Regions from separate parts of the Homo sapiens genome. Here region 1 is linked to region 2. Evidence: read pairs that join two places in POLR2A ChIA-PET (ENCODE). Cell type or tissue: Caco-2. All regions are shown on one strand. Links, peaks and the distances in the headings refer to the core of each region. The heading gives the core; the rest is flanking DNA. Region 1 overlaps CRISPLD2 (cysteine rich secretory protein LCCL domain containing 2). Region 2 has its middle 27 kb from the start of KCNG4.

Region 1 (5,371 bases), core at 273-5,272, 580 kb before region 2:
CACGCTCTGGGTCTGATAGGCATCCGTCCTTACAAGAGTGGCCTAGAACTTCCCGCGGCCCCAGAAGCACCCTGGCCTCACCGAGGGGCCTGTGGGCAGGGGAGGGACAGTGGGCCGTGCAGTGTGGGGAGGACAGGGCTGGCCACTGTCTGACTGGGCACTGTTATGACGTGCACACAGCCTCTTCCACCCTCTCACATTCCGGAGGCAGAATGATCGCGTCCGTGCCATGCCACAAGACATCCCTGCTCAGAAATCGTCTGTTCAGATCCCCGGGGGTCTTCGGGATGACTCCCCCAAAAAGAACATCACCAAGGGACCGAGAGGTCCCAGAGCCCATCCTGTCTCTGGGTGAAGCCCAGTAGGTTTCTCAGATGATCGTGGCCCTGTCGTGGGTACGTCCCACTGCCCCTGCCAAGTTTCCCCTTGTGTCTACGGTTCTATATTTCCTCAGACAAACCACACCACTGACGCTCCCAGCTCAACCCTAACACTCAGGGTTGGCATTGGTGGAAGGCTGGCTGGGCACCAGGTCCTGCAGACAAATAATCTCCTTAATTTTTGAGACAGGGTCTTGCTCTGTCACCCAGGCTGGAGTGCAGTGGTGTGACCACAGCTCACTGCAGCCTCAACCTCCTGGGCTCAAGCAATCCTCCCACCTCAGCCTCACAAGTAACTGGGAATACAGGCATGCACCACCACACCCAGCTAACTTTTTGTATTTTTCGTGGAGATGGGGTTTTGCCAGTTGCCAAGGCTGGTCTTGAACTCCTGGACTCAAGCGATTCTCCTGCCTCGGCCAAAGGAGGCTGGGATTACAGGCATGAGCCACCGCACTGGCCAGTCTCCTTAATTTTTGAATAGCACCGTGAAGTACCTTCCCTCACACACAAGGCCCTCTGTGTACACACCCACCCCACCCCTTGTCGGGTTGGGAATCCCCCTCAAGGGATCTGACCCCCCCCACACCCAAACTCACCCTCCCAGCCACCCTCCTCACCCTGGTGCCTGGGACAGTGTCCTGCATAGCCCAGGGGCTCAAGCCCTCTCTCTAAGACAGAGGCCATGGACAGCACGCAGTAATATGCAGCAGACAAAAGGAAAGAACCGGTGATCACGCAACACCACGGGGAGACCTCACCAATGTGATGTTGAGCAAAACACCATTTGGGGGTACAGGGAGTGTGCTGTGTGGCCCCCTTCATATGAGGTCCCACACCAGACACCACAGACCGATGGGAAAGATGCTAGAATGGTGGGCACTTTGTAGGGCACGAGAGAGCCTCTGGGGCATGGGAGACACTGTCCATCTCCATCTGGATGGTAGTTACACGGGTAGAGGGCTATTGCCGTGGACTTTCATTATGTGTCTCCCCAAATCCCAGTGTTGAAACCCTCACCCACAATGTGACTGTACTTGGAGACAGGGCCTTGATGAAACTAATTAAGGTTAAACGACGTCAACAGGTGAAGTCCTGACCCAATAGGATTGATGTCCTCATCTCTCACCACCATGTAAGATAGTGGCCGTTGGTGAGCCAGGAAGAGAGCTCCCACTGGAGCCCGATGCTGCCACCCCTTGATCTGCCACACCTTGATCTGCCACCCCTTGGTCCAGGGGACTTCTAGCCTCCAGAATGGTGAGACATAAAAGTCTGATGTGTAAGCTGCCCAGGCTGTGGCCTCTGTTGTTGCAGCCCCAACAGACTAATGCATGTGAGACTGTGTCGCACTGTATACTTCAGATGAGTATATTTTACCATATGGAGGTTATTCCTTCTTTTAAGGAAGCAGGGGGCAGCTACAGAAGGAAATAATTTCATTTCTGATAGGACCTTCTAGTGTCTATTTTTTATAGAGTCAAGTCAAATGATTCCTCATTCACCACCTGCCACTGGGCCAGGAATTCCACCACCTTGGACCAGTCTGCTGCTCTTGCATGGTGCCTGCGTCCCTCCCAGGCAATGACACACCCGCTGCGCTCATCCATGTGGGCTGCTGAGCCGCGCCACGCCACCGCAGGCACACCAGATGGTTTTGAGAGGGCTTCTATTTTTCCTCCCAACCTCAGCGATTCCCCCTTCATCCCACCTTTTCATAACTACTCCTGACCCAAAACAAATAAATGAGGTCATTCCCATTTCATTCAGTCACTGAGCAAACATGCCCCGGGGCCCACTCTACACAGGGCACGGGGCAAGAACGGCGGTGGCCAGCGGCCAGCATGCAAACCTCAGGCCATGAACTGGGGGAGTGACTCTCCAAGAATCAGCACATATTTGTCCCATGAGCAAATGAGTCAAGGGCTGGACACCACACTGATGAGCTGAGCATGCTATAGGCGGAGGAGGCACCATGATCAGGAGGCCGCATGTGGACCCTCTTTGGAGGGAAACAGAGAAGCTAGGCTTTGTGTGAACATGTGTTTTCTAGGGTGCTGTCTACTGCATGTTTTCAGAGAAAAATAATCATACTGCCAGGGCAGACCATGCTGGTTGCCCAGCCAGCAGCTATTCCCACTTCTGACTTTGTTCAGTTGGTCCCAGAGGACGTCTTGCAAAGCCAGTTGGGGCAATCTTTTTCCCCCTCATCTATGATTGGTCTAATTCTGGCAAAGAACATAAGGAGAAAGTATGCCAGTGTGCAAAAGACCTAAGGAGAGAGCCCTTTGACCATCCTTCCTTGTGCTTGGGGAGATGTGATGTTGGTGCTGTGCAGCCATCTTGGGACCATGAGGAGAGAATGGTACGGCAGGAAGACGGAAAGAACCCGAGTCCTTGTTGACACTGCTTAGCTATTACGCTAACCCAGATGCACTAAACTCTAGATTCTTTGTTATGTGAGATATTAAAGACTTCGCTGCTCAAGCCAGTTTTCACTGGGTGCTCCCTGGCAAGCAAACACATCCCAACCCCCACCCCATACAACGGCATCAACTTGTCTTACTTTGGAGAATAATTGCAGACAAAGTAGACCGCGTTCTCCCAAACTTCTCCCCAGACAGTCATCTTCCGGCAGGTGTTCACAGCACAACCGATCTTGTTGGTGGTGGCCCAAACTATCTGAAAAGATGACATTTGTGTGTCACAGCTCGAGGGATAAGGCACAAAAGGGTGATATCATTTGGCCTGGATGTATAAGGTGCTGGCACTAAAGAGGTACGAGGTGAAGGGTTGGGGAAGCAGATATTAGTCCCTAACCCATTGAAGATACATACATTTTCTTAAAAAGCAAAGCAAGTGGGCCGGTGCGGTGGCTCACGCCTGTCATCTCAGCATTTTGGGAGGCTGAGGTGGGCGGATCATGAGGTCAGGAGTTTGAGACCAGCCTGACCAACATGGTGAAACCCCATCTCTACTAAAAAAACAAAAATTAGCCGGGCGTGGTGGCAGGCACCTATAGTCCCAGCTACTCAGGAGGCTGAGGCAGGCGAATCGCTTGAACCCAGGAGGCAGAGGTTGCGGTGAGCCAAGATCGTGCCACTGCACTCCAGCCTGGGCGACAGAGGGAGACTCCGTTTCAAAAAAAAAAAAAGCAAGCAAACAAACAGACTCCCACACAATGAAAATGCCCCACAATGTCAAATTGCCATAGAAGTTTTCTCGGTTGAGTGCAGTAGCTCACAACTGTAATCCCAACACTTTGGGAAGCTGAGCGGGGAGGATTGCATGAGCCCAGGAGTTTGCGACTAGCCTGGACAACATAGCCAGACCCATCTCTAAAAAAAAAAAAAAAAATACAAAAATTAGCCAGGCCTCGTAGTGCACAACTGTAGTCCCAGGTACTCAGGAGGCTGAGGTGGGAGGATTGCTTGAGCCCAGGAGTTTGGGGCTGCACTAAGCTAACTAAGATCATGCCACTGCACTCCAGCCCAGGTAGCAGGGAGACACTGCCTCAAAGAAAAAAAAGAGTTTGTAGTGCTCACTCAGTTTCTGACCTTGCTGGTAACAAACAGCTTCTTCTCCCAGCTGTACTCTGTATAGAACTGAATTTTTAAAAATGAAGGCAACAACAGCGCAGAGGCTTTACAGATTTGACAATCCCCCAGGGGCAGGGGGTGAATGACTGGGATTGGGGGGCAGGGCTGAGGTCGTGGCAAGTCCCCGAGTTACCTGTGTGTAGTGCGTGCACATGGGCCCCGAGCACCTCTCTGGACACCAGGGGTTGCACTCGCTCGGGTAGGGGTAGGTGTAGTCCTTCACCTCGTCATACCAGGACTGCACATGGAACCCCGGAGAGCGATACCTGCAGGGCAGAAACCGCTCACTCAGTCCCAGCCCCTCCCCTCACCCACCAGTGGAGACAGCAGCAGCCACGGGCAGGTAGGAGGGAGGGAGGCCGAGGAGGGTGAATAGCGGCCAATTCCAGGAGCAGCCACGGGCAGCCGGGAGGGAGGGAGGCCGAGGAGGCGGAATAGCCCCCAATTCCAGGAGCAGCCACGGGCAGCGAGGAGGGAGGGAGGCCGAGGTGGGGGAATAACCCTCAATTCCAGCAGCACCTGGTACAGGTGCTTAATACCATTATCCTTGAGGAGCTCACCTGGGGTCTCTAGTAGGCTCCTCAGGTGGCTCATACACCACCTGCACGTGCAGGAATCTCTTCACCTGGCTCTTAATGAGTCCTTTCTTTTTTTTTTTTTTTTTTGAGACGGAGTCTCGCTCTGTCGCCCAGGCTGGAGTGCAGTGGCGGGATCTCGGCTCACTGCAAGCTCCGCCTCCCGGGTTCACGCCATTCTCCTGCCTCAGCCTCCCAAGTAATGAGTCCTTTCTTATGTCAATTAGGTGTTTATTTTCAGGTACGTTGGAGAAAAACTATCCAGCCCATGAAGCCCGTATTTCACAGATATTGTTGTCTAAGACAAAACCTGATGAAGACGTGAGTGCACTTAAGGCCGAACATGGTGGCTCATGCCTGTCATCCCAGCACTTTGGGAGGCTGAGGCGGTAGGATCACCTGAGGTCAGGAGTTGGAGACCAGCCTGGCCGACATGGCGAAACCCCGTCTCTACTAAAAATACAAAAATTAGCCGGGCGAGGTGGTGCATGCCTGTAATCTGCAGCCACCAGCTGCACCTGTCCCTGGACATCCTCCGTGGGGTCATCGCTTCATGCCCACCACCCCCTTGCTTCAGCCTTGGCTGCCAAGGTTGGCACCATTTTTTTTTTTTTTAATAACTAGGGAGAAAACCAAACTGGAGGCAAGTCCACAGTCACACTGTCACCAGCAAGTATAAACAAAGTGGTTTCGATGAAGAGAAAATGCTCACGGGGGAAATGACCATTTTTAAGGGCCATGTGGTCGTCGAGGCAGTTAGAGGTCTTGTAACAATTACTGTCTGGAAGCGGAGCGCACGGCAGCGGGCAGCGGCATT
Region 2 (5,371 bases), core at 242-5,241:
CTTTGAATCACATATTAGTTATATTGTGTTATCTTCTGGTTTTTCAATTTTATTAAGGTCAAGTTTGTGATAAAGGTAAAAATATATATACATATTTATAATTTATATTAAAAGTTAAAAAGTTTCCAGTTTTACTAAAGTGAAGCTTATATTAGAAGTAAAAACAGAAGCATTCACTTTACAAGCTCCTGGAACCTGTAAAGCCCTGAATCGAGTCAGTGGTGTCCTAATGCAGAAGGTTAATGTTTGCACACGTGGCATTCTAGTTACGTTTTGAAATGGCTTCACGGTCCATTAGCCACTTTGTGGAGGCATGAATTTTCCCAGAGCACCATTTTAGCGAAGGGGACTGATGGCCCGAGAAGGAAAATGGGAGGCTGGAGGGCGCGATGCCCCATAAAACCCAGATTTCATGACACTGAGGAGATTAAGCTGCTGTGTGCCACACTGTTCATTTCAAGTGGTCTTGAGGGACTCCCTTTAATCTCCAGGTGAAAGCTGACGATTCGGAGGGTGATAATATGCAACCGTGTTCCAAAGAGTCCAGAGAGAAAACCCAGCCTGGTCCCAATTTCTTACCTTTTTTTTTTTTTTTAAATCTCTCATTTGTGGCATCTGATGAGGACTTAGTGTGATTAAAGTGGCGGCAGGAGCTAAAAGATAAAACAGCTATTTGAGGGAGGGAATTTTTCCAGCTGAGCTAGGAGATCAGTTAAATCCCTGGCTGAGATATCAAATCATTAGCACCTCCATAATCCGGGGGTGGCTTAACCCTGCCTGACACGTTGGAGTGGCGAGGGACGGGGCTGGGGGCACAAAGACCCCAGGGATGGTGCTGACACAGGGCGCCAGCCAGGGAGTACAGATAAGGCAGGCGGGTCTCCTGGGGTCAAGGTGAAGAAGGTGGCAGGAAATAGAAATGCCAGGTGTCTGCCTCTGCCCTGGAGCAATTTGTGTGCCGAGGCCAGATGAGTGACCTTGGCGAGCCAAATGCACACTGAGGCTAGGTCCTTGTCCAGGTTTTGTTGTTGTTGTTGTTGTTTTCTGGGTGTTAGGAGTTGCCTAACGGCACAAATCTGGGATGGCCTCAGGCCCCTAAACCCCACCCACGTGCCTTCTAATGGGTGGTTGTAAATTAACTCCTGAGTTCACCTACCAGCTGCAGAATCCTGACAGTGATATTAAGTCTCTCTGGGCCTCAGTTTCCTCATCTGGAGAATAGGGGCAAATGACAATGCACCTTCCACAGAGCCATGGGAGGAGAGTCTTCTAGCAAATCTCCAGGTCTAAGGTGGGTCATGCCCAGCAGGCGTCACCTCTCACCCTTCATCTCTGTAGACAGTTCATCTTAATTGTGGATGTGTTTTAACTTATTTAAACCCAAAGTGAGCTGGACACATTGAACGCTGAAGGAGAGACTGGCTCTTCAGATTCCTTCTTCCAAATGAGGCCAGGTTCCCTCCCTGACCTCAGCAATTTCTACTTCTCTCTGCCCATGCTGACACGTGGCTGATGTGTACCAGAATGGCCATGTAGCCCAAACAGGTGAAAGCACCCTTCCATACCAATTAGCAAACAGCCTCTCCCACTGCATCCCAAGTGCCCAGCTTCCCTGCGCCCTCGCCCCTGACTGCCTATGGTCTGACAACCAAAGGGTTAACCCTGGACAGCAGGGGGCTCTGAGACCTATGGCCCAGTGAATGTCATACTGTAGAGGCGCTGCACTGGGCCCACCAATACTCTCAACAGGGATGTGGCTTCCTCACCCCCTCCATTTGTAGAGCAGAAGAAACTGTGGCTCCAAGAGGGAATGTGACCAGCTCAAGGTCAATCATCCAGGGAATGGCAGAGTCAGGACCTCCCGAAGCTGTCAGACTCCTCTGGATGAGGTGAGAGCATGCAGAATGTTGGGGAGATACTGAAGGCAACCCATGCCTTGCCTCCTGGTGCACATCAACCCTCACCTCTAGACAAAGACTGCCTGGGTCTCAATCCCAATCTGCCACCTACAAGTCTTGTCATCACAGGCAAGTGACTTCAGCCTTTTGTAAGATCAAACTAATTTTCTTAGTTTTAAACAAAACAATACAACAGAGCTTTTCAACCTCACTACTGTGGACCTGAGAAAACAGATTATTCTTTGTTGTGGGTGCTGTTCAAACATCATAGAATGTATAGCAGCATCCCAGCTTCTACCCTCTGGCTATCAGTGGAACCTCCTCCCCAGTCAGGATGATCCACACATCTCGAGGCATTGCCTGCTGTCCCCTGGGCGGCAAATCCATCTGAGCAGGAGAGCCCTGCTTTATAGGATTGTTTCGAGGGTTAACAAGTTTAGAGAGAGAACCTGACGTACAGTTAGTCACTGTCACTGCCTGGTTCCTCAGTTAGGATTGGGGTTGCCTGCAAGGAATGGTGACCCTAAAATAAGTGACCTAAACTGGACAGTCGTTTGGTTTACTTGGACACAAATGGACAAACATTAGCAGTTTGGGGCTAGATGGCAGTTCGGCTCCACTTCTCTAACGTTTGAACTCGTCCTCTGGGTCCAAGGGGACAGCTACAGACACTGTGGAGAGGGGAGGGGCAGAGGGCACTTGCCTGCCAGCCAGTAAGATCCCCAGATGCCACCACCATGACCTTCCACTAACATCCCATTGGCCACAATGTGGTCACATGGTCACACCTAGTTGCAAGGGAGGCTGGGAAATGTAGTCTTTATTCTGGGGGTTGGGAGGTGGACAGCTAATGTTATATTACTGTGGAAGAAGAGAGAATTGGCTCAATGGGGTCATGGAATCTCTTGGGCCTGCTGCAGTCAGGAAGCTGATTAAAGCCAGAGGCTGTCAGAGCCATGAGGACAGAGGGCGAGATAATCCTGGGAGCATCTGGTACACTTTGCTTAATAAACCACTGGACAAGAAATATTAGCAGAGCACATAAGAAATAAACACATAGGAAACTCGCCTCTAAACAGAAATCCTGCAGAACTGACACCCATTATAATCAACTCCCTCCTCCATGCCAGGACCATGTGCCCTCCATGTTCTGTGTGAATTTGTGGCAGGAGGACAGAAACATTGGAACTGGACCAGGAATCCAGGGGACTCTACTTTCCTCTTGATTCTATCACCTGGAGGCTGCATGACTGAGATGAAGTCCCCATGCCCTCCAGGCCTCAGCTTTCTCAGTTGTACACAGGGCCAGTATTGGAGTCTCAAACAGCAAAACGAGCCTGGCCACAGTGGCTCACACGCGTAATCACAACACTTTGGGAGGTCAAAGTAGGAGGATCACCTGAGGCCAGGAGTCTGAGATCAGCTTGGGCAACATAGGGAGACCTTGTACTCTACAAAAAATAAAAAATAAAAAAACCTAGCCAGGTCTACCTGCCCATAGTCCCAGCTACTCAGGAGGTTGATGTGGGAGGATGGCTTGAGCTGGGGAGTTCAAGGCTGCAGTGAGCCATGATCGTGCCAGTGCACTCCAGCCTGGCCAACACAGTGAAACCCCGTCTCCACTAAAAATACAAAAATTAGCCAGGTGTGATGACAGGCGCCTGTAGTCTCAGCTACTGGGGAGGCTGAGGCAGGAGAATCACTTGAACCTGGGAGGCAGAGGTTGCAGTGAGCCAAGATTGCCTCACTGCACCCCAACCTTACTTCTCTAAAGACAGCCTGAGAAAAAGCCTGCCAAGAAAACAAGGGACAGTGCTCTTGCCAAGTTTAGCTTCCCACTACATCCCAAGTGCCCTTCTATTAACAGGCTATGGTGTAGAAACAGGGCTGATTATGTTTGGGGACTTGACCCCCAAATCGGCATCTGCCTTTGAGGAGGGAGCAGAGGGGAGGACCCTTGAGCTTGCAGAGACAGCGGTGACTCCATCTTGGATGCTAATCTGCCATGTTGATTTCTGATTGTCTCCAGTCCTAGGAATGCCTCTTGCTGCCTATTTTATTTACTATCCCTAGTGTAAGAACATGACAACCTTGATATCATTGGACAAATTCTAAGCTATGGCACACACGACATTCTTGCCTGTTAGGAGGGTTGCCTTTGTCTTACTGGAGCATGTACCCCCTTCCCCTGTGGTAGATGATATGGTTTTGCTCTGTGTCCCCATCCAAATCCCACCTTGAATTGTAATAATCCCCACATGTCAAGGGCACGGTCAGGTGGGGATAATTGAATCATGGGGCTGTTTCCCCCCTACTGTGTTCATGGTAGTGAGTAAGTCTCACAAGATCTGATGGTTTTATAAATGGGAGTTCCTCTGCACAGTCTCTCTTGCCTGCTGCCATGTAAGATGTACTTTGCTTCTCATTTGCCTTCCGCCATGATTGTGAGGCCTCCCCAGCCATGTGGAACAGTGAGTCCATGAAACCTCTTTCCTTTATAAATTACCCAGTCTTGGGTATGTGTTTATTATCAGCATGAGAACAGACTAACACAGTCGATAAGCCTTGGGTCTGGGGGTAACAGGGACAGAGATCTACCCGTCCTGCTGCCTCCAAGACCATGCTTCTGTCTGCAAGCTCCCCCCGTAAGACAGGCTTTATCCACAAACTCAATCTGTCTGCCTTGCTCTTTGGTGTCTCGGCTCCTTTGCCTTTTTTTTTTTTTTTTTTTTTTTTTGAGATGGAGTCTCACTCTGCTGTTGCCCAGGCTGGAGTGCAGTGGCGGGATCTCCATTCACTGTAACCTCCACCTCTTGGATTCAAGTGATTCTCCTGCCACAGCCTCCCAAGTAGCTGGGATTATAGGCGCCCGCCACTATGCCTGGCTAATTTATATATTTTTAGTAAAGACAGGGTTTCACCATGTTGACCAGACTGGTCTCGAACTCCTGACCTCAGGTGATCTGCCCGCCTCAGCCTCCCAAAGTGCTGGGATTACAGGCATGACCCACCACGCCTGGCCTCCTTTGGTTTTTGGAGGCCACATTGCATACACAGCCTTTTCATGGAACAAGCTTCCTCCAAGGCTCCCACGACCCACAGGCACCACACTCAGGGCTCACCAGCGCATGAAATCCTCACAAGCCCATTCCACAGAGAGGAAAGCTGAGGCTCAAGAGGTTAAAAAGACACACAAGGCCACACAGCAACTTCTGTGCCAACAGAGCTTAGAATCAAACCCACTGACCTCCAGGATCCCGGCCTTGTCTTGACACTCTCTTCTGATTTCCCAGACGGAAGCTCAACTTCTTCTGGGGTCTCCCTGTCACTGTCAGTCTCCTGCATTGTGGTCATGTTATGGTGACATTACAGGGAGCCAAGACTCAGCGCTCTGCTCCTGCATGGCTCATTCAGGGGCCTGGAGGCCCAGCTTCTCTCTGTGTGTCTTGTGGCATTGCAAGCTCAGACCACGG

What was found. Peaks named below come from ENCODE experiments on the same cell type or tissue, not always from the same donor. Only the 100,000 strongest peaks of a DNase experiment are listed, where the experiment ranks them.
Region 1: POLR2A ChIA-PET joins it to region 2 with 5 read pairs; 1 of 35 experiments calls an interaction of 5 or more read pairs at or near these places.

The regions. Positions count from the first base shown.
Region 1 is chr16:84,848,259-84,853,629 of GRCh38, reverse strand. CRISPLD2 (cysteine rich secretory protein LCCL domain containing 2) reads right to left here. Exons shown (of 15, transcript NM_031476.4): 4 at 4,113-4,245; 5 at 2,947-3,062. Among named protein-coding and RNA genes, the nearest start is that of CRISPLD2, 31 kb to the right of the region's middle. RefSeq lists an enhancer at 2,118-2,619. In Caco-2, for the core only: no CTCF peak of the experiment used is centred there; a DNase peak (open chromatin) is centred at 2,209.
Region 2 is chr16:84,263,858-84,269,228 of GRCh38, reverse strand. No RefSeq gene overlaps it. Among named protein-coding and RNA genes, the nearest start is that of KCNG4, 27 kb to the right of the region's middle. In Caco-2, for the core only: no CTCF peak of the experiment used is centred there; a DNase peak (open chromatin) is centred at 2,638; H3K4me3 peaks cover 240 bases.